Linked DNA regions of Homo sapiens: region 2 is linked to region 1. Evidence: chromatin loops called from intact Hi-C (ENCODE). Cell type or tissue: HepG2. All regions are shown on one strand.

What was found. Hi-C counts contacts between places; a loop is a spot of excess contacts. Peaks named below come from ENCODE experiments on the same cell type or tissue, not always from the same donor. Only the 100,000 strongest peaks of a DNase experiment are listed, where the experiment ranks them.
Region 2: a loop joins it to region 1, with 1.8 times the contacts of the local background. A loop is called at or near these places in 5 of 110 quality-filtered maps.

Annotation. Positions count from the first base shown.
Region 1 is chr20:33,907,471-33,912,470 of GRCh38, forward strand. It overlaps the pseudogene TPM3P2. Among named protein-coding and RNA genes, the nearest start is that of RALY, 84 kb to the right of the region's middle. RefSeq lists an enhancer at 357-858. In HepG2, no CTCF peak of the experiment used is centred here; a DNase peak (open chromatin) is centred at 2,261.
Region 2 is chr20:33,824,644-33,829,643 of GRCh38, forward strand. All of the region lies in intron 1 of CHMP4B (charged multivesicular body protein 4B), which reads left to right. Among named protein-coding and RNA genes, the nearest start is that of CHMP4B, 16 kb to the left of the region's middle. In HepG2, no CTCF peak of the experiment used is centred here; DNase peaks (open chromatin) are centred at 838, 1,108 and 1,978.

The DNA.
Region 1 (5,000 bases):
GTAGCTGTGGGAGGTCGCGTGGTTCCCAGGACGCCCCTCTCCAGAGCTTGAGGTGAGGCAGAGAAACTGACATCCCCGTCTCACCAGAGGTACCCAATTCTGTATTCCACGGGTGGTTGAATTTCCTTCATCCCATATTTAATGTTCCAAGGCAGAGCTGCTATTGTTTTATTTTGCCAAAAAAAGGTAATATATAGCAAACAAACAACATGATCCCCATTTAGTATCACCACCATTTCAGAAACCATAGGTAACTTGCACCTCAAAACTAAAGGTTAGAGATAATCCCAAAGTAAAGGACAGCCTTCCTTGCGACGGATAATTGGCCACCTCAGGACATTCTTGCTGGGGACCATGGGCACAGGCACCAGTCCATGAACCAGTACGTGGGATTCAAGCTTTCTTCTCTTGCCTGCTCCCGTGGGTACACTCTTTCCATGAGTGCAACTTTTAGAACATAAACAGGGGGCTATGGTCTCAAGTTAACTGCCTTCATGTCTGGGGTAAAGAGCCACATGCTGCCACCTTTAACTCTGTTTCATTCCCTGGAACCTCATGTGGCCGAGAGGTCAGCATTAAGTTAGGATAAGCTCCCGGGATCCCCAAGCCTGTCTCCAGGAAATACTTTAGACCCTCTCACCTCATTCCCACTTCATCCCTTTGGATCCAACTACTGATAAGACTTCGTGCCCCTGATCTCCTGTTTCCTGCAGGAGCTGGGGGCAGGGCCCACCTTTCCCAGCCCTTTGGGTTTGACCCATGGAGGAGCTTTGGGAGTAAACGTCCGGCGGATGAGCCACAGTTGGTGGAGCGGGCACTGTTGGAGCTCTACCCAGCTGCCCTCGGATCCTCTTAGCATTTCTGTTTGCCCAGGTTCCAGGTGTTTTCATCTGACAGCTTCCATGTGAGATTTTTCTTCAGAGGATTGCCCTTGGGCTCCTGGAGCCACTGGCTGCACAGCACAAGGACCTGGAAGTGCCTGCAGTTTACTTCCCCGCCGGGTGGCCCTTGGCCATAGATGGGCAGATACACAAGAGCATGAGTCCAGCTCCTTTGCCTCCAGGCACAAACCGAGCTGTAATTTACATTCCTCGGCTCCCAGTGGGATCAGATTGAGGCTGGGACGCTATCTGCTAGTGCACTCTTGCTTGGCTTTTTCTCTTTCCTATCTTCTTCCCCCACTCCTGCCAGTTTCTCCTAGGAGCACTTCATAAATCACTTGCCCAGGAATCGTTGTCTTTGGTTTGCTGCTAAGCCAGTCCCCCTGTCCTGGGGATCAGCAGGCTATGGCAAAAGTAATGCCCAGAGGAAAAGCAGGCTGTGAGTGTGCAGCACTTTTGCTAGCTCATGCTTGGGAGGGCCTGGACCAGCATCCTTGCATGCCCTAAATCAACAATGCTCCAGACTTGCAGGTGGTCTGATTTTCAATAGGAAAGTATAACCTATTTTTTATTTTTTACATTTAAAAATTATTTTTAAACTTACTTGGAGATAGTAAGAGTCACTTTTTTTTTTTTTTTGAGACAGGATCTTGCTCTGTTGTCCAGGCTGGAGTGCAATGGCGTGATCACAGCTCACTGCAGCCTTAAGCAATGCTTCCACCTTAGCCTCCTGAGTAGCTGGAGTACCGATGCACACCACCATGCCCGACTAATTTATTTTTTTGTAGCGAAGCAGTCTCATTATTTTGCCCAGGGTGGTCTCGAACTCCTGGGCTCTAGAGATCCCAATCCTCCCACCTCAGCCTCCCAAAATGTTGGGATTAAAGGCAAGAGCCACTTCATGCAGCGGAGAGTCACTCTTTTTGGTGTGTAGTTCTAGGAGTCTTGAAAAATGCATAGAATCAGAAACCACAATCACAATCAAGATATAGAAGCAGATTCTGTCATGTGGCCAGGGCCCTCTGTAACCAAACCTTCCCTTCACCCTGATCCCCTGGCAACCACTGATCTGTTCTTCATCACCATAGTTGTGCCTTTTCCAGAATGCCATATAAATGAAATCACACAGTAGCTTTGGCTTCTTTTAGGTAACACGATACCTTTGAGATTCATCCACATTTTTGCACGTATCCATTGCTGGTCCTTGTGGACGTTTTCAGTAATCAAAATGGAGTCACTTATGTTGACCCCGAACAAAATGGAGCCCATGGGCCTTGAAGGAAGGGCTCTCGTGCACATATGCCTATGACTGGAATGATTGTAAGGACTCTCTGAAAACCACAACAATTTCAAAAATTTCAGATAAGCCTCTTGCACAAGAACACTTGACTAACAATGGCTGCCTTCACCAATGAGTGGATGCCAACTATTGCAGGAGGCCCCTGTAACCAATGGTCCTTGTTTCAAAGCAGCTTTTGTGAACTTTTCCTTTTGTCTATAAAAGGAAACTCCTTTGGATATGCCTGTGGTTCACCAGAGCATGCATATCGCTCCTGCTATTCCCAAATAAACTCTTTGTTTTAAGTAACACAATATATTTGAAGTTTATCCAAGTTTTTGTATGTATCAATTGCTTGTCCTGGAGGGCAACTGTTCTGGAGAGCAGGTCTCTCTCCTGTTTACTTAAGGTAGACATCCTTTTTTTTATTGCTGAATAGGGTTACATTGTATAGCTCGACTACAGTTTAACCATTCCTCAATGGGGAAACATTTGGGGTTTCCAGTTTTTCATGATTATAATTAAAGCTGATATGAACATTTTCATATGTTTTTTGGTTCAACATAGGCTTTTGTTTCACTTGAGTAAATGCCAAAGAGATTTCTGGGTAGTTTGTTAAGTGTATATTTATCTTTGTAAGGAACTGCCAAGTGTTTTCCGGAGAAGTTGAACTATTTGGCCTTCCCACCAGCAATGTGTGAGAGTTCTTATTGCTTGACATCCTCACCAGTGCTGTACAGTCAGGGTTTGTTTGCTTGTTTGTTTGGGTCTTTTTTTGGAGGGACTGGTTCTTAATTTCTTTCTTTCTTTTTTTTTTTTTTTTTTTTTTTTGAGACAGGGTCTTGCTCTATCGCCCAGGCTGGAGGGCAATGGTGCAATCTCGGCTCACTGTAACCTCCGCCTCCCAGGTTTAAGCAATTCTCCTGCCTCAGCCTCCTGAGTAGCTGGGATTACAGGTATGTGCCACCATGCCTGGCCAATTTCTTTGCATTTTGTTTAGTAGAGATGGGGTTTCACCATGTTGGCCAGGCTGGTCTCAAACTCCTGGCCCCAAGTGATCCACTTGCTTTGGCCTCCCAAAGTGCAGAGATTATAGGCATGAGCGATCATGCGTGGCCTGGTTCTTTATTTCAAAAAGACACTCATCAGTCTTCAGTATCAAAACAGTTGCACTATTGATTTCTTTTTCTCCCAGTTGTCGTCAAAGAGGCATCAAAGGAGAGTACATTGTAAGCCAATAAGCTGCAGTTTGTACGCCTAACAGACCTCCTAGAAACTTTACCAAAAAGTGGGGATTAGGTAGGGAAAGAAACTTTAAAAGATCAGCAACCTGCCAGCCTACAGACTGTGGAGAGCTCTCACAGCCAGAGGGGGTAGCCAGGGTGCCAGAAACCCAAAGAAGCAAAGTTTCAAAATAATATGACATTTAAAAAGTTTTGTACACAAGCTATTCAAGATTTCTCACTGACTGATACAAAGCACAATGACATGGCACTTTTAGAGACAGCAGCTTCAAACCCAGAAAAGGGTGATGAGATGAGTTTCATGTGGCTAAATCAGTGGCAAAAACATAATCTTCTTTCTTTCAAGGAGGCAGGAGAGCAATCAAGTGGTCACCTCAATGTAAGGGGCACATGATCCACTCTGTAAGCGGCTGGGAATGGGGTGGAGATGGGACAGAAATTTGGTCTCAGAGGTCTCACCGTCTTAATTTGGTCACTTCTTTTTTTTTTTTTTTTTTGTCCCAGATGGAGTCTTGCTGTGTCGCCCAGGCTGAAGTGCAGTGGCGCGATCTTGGCTCACTGCAACCTCCGCCTCCCAGGTTCAAGTGATTCTCCTGCCTCAGCCTCCTGAATAGCTGGGACTGCAGACGCCCACCACCATGCCTGGCTAATTTTTGTATTTTTAGTAGAGACAGGGTTTCACCATGTTGGCCAGGCTGGTCTTGAACTCCTGACCTCAAGTGATCCGCCTGCCTCAGCCTCCCAAAGTGCTGGGATTACAGGCGTGAGCCACTGCGCCTGGCTTAATTTGGTCACTTCTAATGAAAAAACAAAAAAGTAAAAATAACTTTGTCCAAAGATATCTTAAAGCTGAAAACCTGAACAGCACATTTTTTGTTGCTGTTGTTTTTGGGCTAACTCCTGGAATCACCTTTCTGGTTTGGCTGGTACTTTGTGCAAAGCTATGATTTCCCAGAGTGGAGTCTTTCCCCGGGCTCTGTTTGGTTCTCAGTAAGGCAGGCTCATACCTTTTTCCCTTTTTTCTAGAGAAAGCAATATACAGTAAGCTAAACAGTCACCTTCCAAAAGGGAGAAAGGGATTAGATTGCTGCTTCAGAGCTGTGGAACTATTTGGAATGTTTTACAAATGGTTGCTATAAAACAACAAAAAAGGTAATTACTAAATGTATACAACACAACATGCTTTTAAAGACATTATGTGTTGCACTCACATTCGCTTAAATGTTGTTCCCAAAGGTGCTCAGCCTCTAGCGCAGCTGGAATCTCTGGGAAGAGGCAGAGACAGTTTGGCAAAAAAGACACGTGGGGGAGGTAGGGGTGGTGAAAGGAGAAAGCAGCCTTCCAGTTAAAGATCAACCCTCAGTTAAAGGGCAGCTTTGGGCAGGCTGGCCTAGTTGGAGTTGGGGTCAGAGGGAGGAGCAGTGGCAAGGTGGGACTGGGGTGCTCTGCATCTCATTCAGTTAAGCAGGTCTGGTCTGGCATCCTTTGTGTACAGAGGTGCTCCTCCTTGGTGCATTTCAGTTTATCTTCCAAGTCATCAATTGTCTCTTCCAGCTTGGCTACCGATCTCTCGGCAAACTCAGCCCGGGTCTCTGC
Region 2 (5,000 bases), 83 kb before region 1:
ACCTCTAGAGTAGGGTTTCTCAACCTTGACTGCTGACATTTTGGACTGGATAATTTTTTTGTTGTGTGGGACTGTCTTGTGTATTGTAGGATGTTCAGCAGAAGCTTTGGCCTCTACCTTCTAGATGTTCTTAATACCTCCCCATCCAGTTGTGACAACAAAAATGTCTCCAGATATTGCTGAATGTCCCCAAAAGGGTGGGGGGAGGGTGGCAGAAGCTCCTAGGTTGAGAGCCATGGCTCTAGGGCTTGTCAAGCCACTGCAAATAGAGCTCTAGAGTGTTAGAGGCTGGTCTAAGGATAAGGGGGTCATAAAGAGCAGGGCTGGGTGGAGCCTGCTAGGTACTTTTCATTCTACCCTTTTGTTGTTCTGCTGGGGAAACCAAGGTCTAGAGACTTAGCCCAAGGCCACCTGGCTCTGCTTTCTAGAGGTCTGGCTAGGGCTGGGAACTTGACCTGAATCCCTCCCACTCAGGACTCTGATCAACCCATAGTCCCTAGTCTTTTCAGGTTGAAGAAACCTTTTCTAATTTCAAAAAATATCAAGAATGGGTGTATGATAATAGTTGTACTTTTAATACCCGTTAATTGAGAAGATCAGATATTAATTCCCTTCAACCGATATTCACTATATACCCACCGTCTTTCTTCCCTAGGATTGTGTCTGCGTAAATGGTAGATGGTCACATGGTAGTTGTTTTTATTATTGTGTGATATATTCATCATTTAGTGCACAGGCAGGGCACAGTTGGGCACATTCACAGAGCGCTGGAGTGACCACTGTGAACCCTATGAGCTCACAGTCCATAGGTTGGGAACTGATTGACACATTATACCAGGAGACTTGAGAGAACAGCAGGTCTGAAACTCTGGGCTTTTCCTGAAACCATGAGCTGTCTTCACACTTGAGATGGAAATCTCCACACTCTGGAAATAAAAAGCCAACAGGCTACCCAGAGTGCTCAGTGCTGCTCTCTCAACAGCTATACACTAGGGCATTTGTGATAAAAGAAGAGGTATTTGGCTGGAAACAAGCTTTAAGTTTCTAGCATTAGTTGGTAAATGGTGCATGGGTCTAAGGGGAGTATAAAATAATGGCCTTGAACTTGGGAATCTGTGTTTGCAGAACCTCTCATCTCAAAGCACTGAGCTTCTCTGACAAGAACCATTGTTCTTATTTCAGAGGTAAGAGGCAGAGAGGCCAAGCCCACACAAAGGGTCTCTGAAAAAGAGCCAGCTCCTTCCAGGTTTAGGAGCTTGGACCCCTGCTTGGCATCCTAGGGTGGAGCTGTTTGGTTTTATCAGGTGATGGTGGGAAAAGGAAAAAAGGTTGTTAAGTTCCACCCAGTTTGGCAAATATTTTGAGTGTTTACTGTGAGAGACTCAATTTGAAGGGATGGTGTGGGTCATAGTTCTTACCCTCCAGGAACTCCCTGTCTGGTGAGGGCTGTAGAGAAAGACAGTGCATAACTCTCCGTAAAATAAGGCACGCCTACCATTGGTATTCAGTCAAAGTATGGTAGGAGAAGGAAGGAGGAAGAAGTGAATTCCAGCTGGGAGACTCTAGGGTAGCACCAGGGGGATGGCAGGGATTCTGAGCTGGGACTTGATGAATGGGATTTGGGAAGGAGGAGGCTGGTAGGACCATTCGAGGCCGAGGAGACTGTGGGACCCAAGGTACAGAGATTAGCATATGCTGTGTTTGTATGTGGGAGGGTTGAGGGGTTATGGGGTATAGATGAGGGGTAGTGGTGGCTCAGGTGGGGTGAGAGTATGGGTTGCGGCCTCCCTGAGGGGCCCTGGATGCCAAGCTGAGGAATCTGTGTTAGTTTGAATTTAGCGAGACACATACCAAATGGATACTTTCTGTCTCTAGAGAGCAGTTTGCTGGGACCAGCAGCTATCTCCCTACAGCACCCAGGTGAAGCTTCCCATTGGTTAGGTTGTCTGTCCATTACTGCTTGAGGGAATGAGGTGTATCTGGGGACTGTTCCCTTATAAGGAAGTCCATCGGTCACTACCCTTTCTCTTGTTTGTTCTCCCAATTCCCCTTCTGCTTTATTTGAAGTCCAGCCATTCTGGGCAGCTTGGTAGAGGCAGAACAGCAATTTTTCTGTTTTCAGAGTATCTCAGGTTGCATGTCAAAGGTAAGCAGGCAAATCCTCTTTGCTTAAAGTAGCTTGACCCAGCCTCATTTATTAATCAGGTCCTTGGCTAATATTGTGCATTTCACTCCCAGCTGGCTAGCTGGCTAACTCAGTTAGTTGTGATCTTTGGGATTGTTTAATCTTCCTTTCATGTTTATCTTTGGTTTAAGAGAAAGCTAGTTATTCTTTTTGGTTGATGACAGTGACCTGTATTTCTGAGGCCATACATTTCAAGTTCAGCCCAGACTTGATCTACTATCCCATTCCCAAAACTCTGAGAATGAACTCTTACTCTCCTCCCCCTTTCCTGAGCTCCTGGCCTCCTGTTAGCTGTCCTACCCCTGGGTGCCCCCTCCATCACCCAGATTGGTCTGGCAGACCCCTAAGACTTTGAGACGCTGCACAGTAGTTCAGACTCTGTCACTGTATGTCTTTGGACAAGTAAGGGCCTTCCTACCTCTGGGCCTTTGTTTTGTCAACAACAAAATGGGAAGATGGATTAAATGAGTGCTGAGATTTCTCTGCTGTAACATTCTGTTAGTCAACAAGTGCCACATTACAGTAACCTTACCTTCAGACAGCCAGGTGTTGCTCCAAGCAGTTTCACTGCATAAAAAGATGGAGTAGCTCAGCCTTCATCTTATCTGTTAATAGCTTAGGTACCTGCCTGCTTATTGTAAAAGTCGAGGTCAGCCACAGGCTGTTTTGTAGAAGGTACTGGACATTTTTCTGTTTTGATTCCTTGGATCAGAGGCCAGAACTGAATAATGGTTTTTAGCTGCTCCCCTGATCCTGCATCCAGGCAAGCAGCGCAGATGCTGGAAGGCATCTTTTCTGGTACCTGAGCCTTGTTTGGTTCAGTAGCCTGCCTCTGACTTTTACTGCCAGCCTTTTGGCAAATCAGAGGCACAAATTTCTGTTGGGGCTCAGCAGGTTCAAGCCCTACTGGACAAACCCCCAGCAGTGACCAGTTAAGCACACTGGGGTAAGACTTGTGATAGGACTTGACTTCCTCACTGACCCGCCTTTGGGGCCACAGGATGTAGGGGATTTGTCTCCTGTGTGAGGATCATGAAGAAAGGAACCAGCTGCTGAGGGCTGGCCTGACTTGAGTCATTTTATTTCAATCTGCTTTTTAGGATGGCGATCGAAGAGAAAATCAATGGTCCTGGTGGTGTCAGAAAGAGCAGCGGGCTTTTCTGCAAAGGCCTCATGCTTAGCATAAGTCCTGGCTCCATCATGAGCAGCTAAGCCTCTTAGGAATATGGTAAACATTTACCCACCTGGTTCTAAATTAGGCCCTTTAAAACCTCAAGTCTCCACTAGTGACATTAAAACAGCCCTCTCCCTTTTATTAACCTTCACAGTACATTCCTGTCTCTTAAGCAGTTCTGGAAAATCAAACTTTAGCACACATCTTGTCCATACAGAGGGAAATCCCAGGCCCAGAGAGGTTAGGTGACCTGTTAAAAGTAATACAGCTCATTGAAGGGAAAGCTGGGACTGGAACTCATGACACCTATCTCCTCATTCCAGTGAATTCTACTGTAGCCTCACCTGTTTCTCAACAGACGCTGTGGTAAATGTGGCCAACCCTGCCAGAATAGTTTTGAAAATAAAGTTAAAGTGCCATGCAGAAAGCCAGCTGACGGGGAGATGGAGCAAACAGTTGCTATTTTAGGGGGTTGTTTTCTTTTGAATTATAACTGGCAGTCAGTGGTGAGGCGGGCGGGCACAGCCGTGGTGGAGGATCACAAACTACAGAAATGTTGCGCCTACATTTCTGACTCTCTGTGTGACCAGGCTGAACAAGGCACTGTCTTTCCCTGCATCAGGGTTTCCTCCATGCAAGGGATCAGAATAATTCCTACTTTCGGCTCATTTTACAGGACTCTGGGGAGGGTTAGGAAGTCTATAAAGAGACCTAAGAAACAGTTGGTATATAAATAGTAATTTTTGGTGCTTCTTGTCTTTTTTTTTTTTTCTTTTTCGTTGAGGTATAACGTATAGTAAGCAGATAAGTCTCAGGTGACACCTGAATGAGTTTTTTAAATGTATACACTTGTGTAACCATCACATAGATCAAGATATGAGAACATTCCAGCACTCAGCAGTCTGGAGGGTTTATAGCAGTCTAGGACTTGAGAAGAGAACAATATTTGTTTATTCTGGCCCCTTTTAGAATCTCAGAGGCCATTTATCCTTCTGTTACTCATTCAACATGTTTCCCAAACACCTTGTAGTACAGGGCACAGTGCTAGGTATTGCTGGGAGTACAGAAATGAAGAATTGTTGGCCTCTGTCTTGGGCTCACAGCCCATTAGGGATTATGACTTGAATCCAAGGGAGAAAGCGAGAAGAGCTGCGAGGAAGCTTGGAGGAGAGAGGCTGCTTCTTGCTGGGAGAGAGGAGGGTGTGTGGTATTTATGTAGACACAGAATTTTCCCCAGTTCTCTCTGTTTATAAACATAGGAAAGGGACCAGATTATGAACTTCAGCCCCTTCTCAGCCAGTTCTTTGCATTCTCAGACCACATTGGGTACTTGGAGAGGTGCAGGCCCAGCCGAGAATGCCCATCTGTGGTGTTTGCTCAGCTTTGCCTTTCCCTTGGGAAGCAGAAACAAACTCAGGCAAAAATAAGAGACACTTCCCTCCCTTTCTTTGGCCCCTAGGCTCTAAGGAACTGATTTCCCTTCTGTATTGGGTCTTAAGGCTATAAGGCCACAAATCTGTGAATTAATTTTGGCCTGAATTTCTTTCTTTGCCCTCTTTGGTTGAGTAATTAAAAATTTCAATTTCTTATGTGAAACCAGACCCCAGAAAGACTTTCCTGATCATTTTCATGTATGAGAAA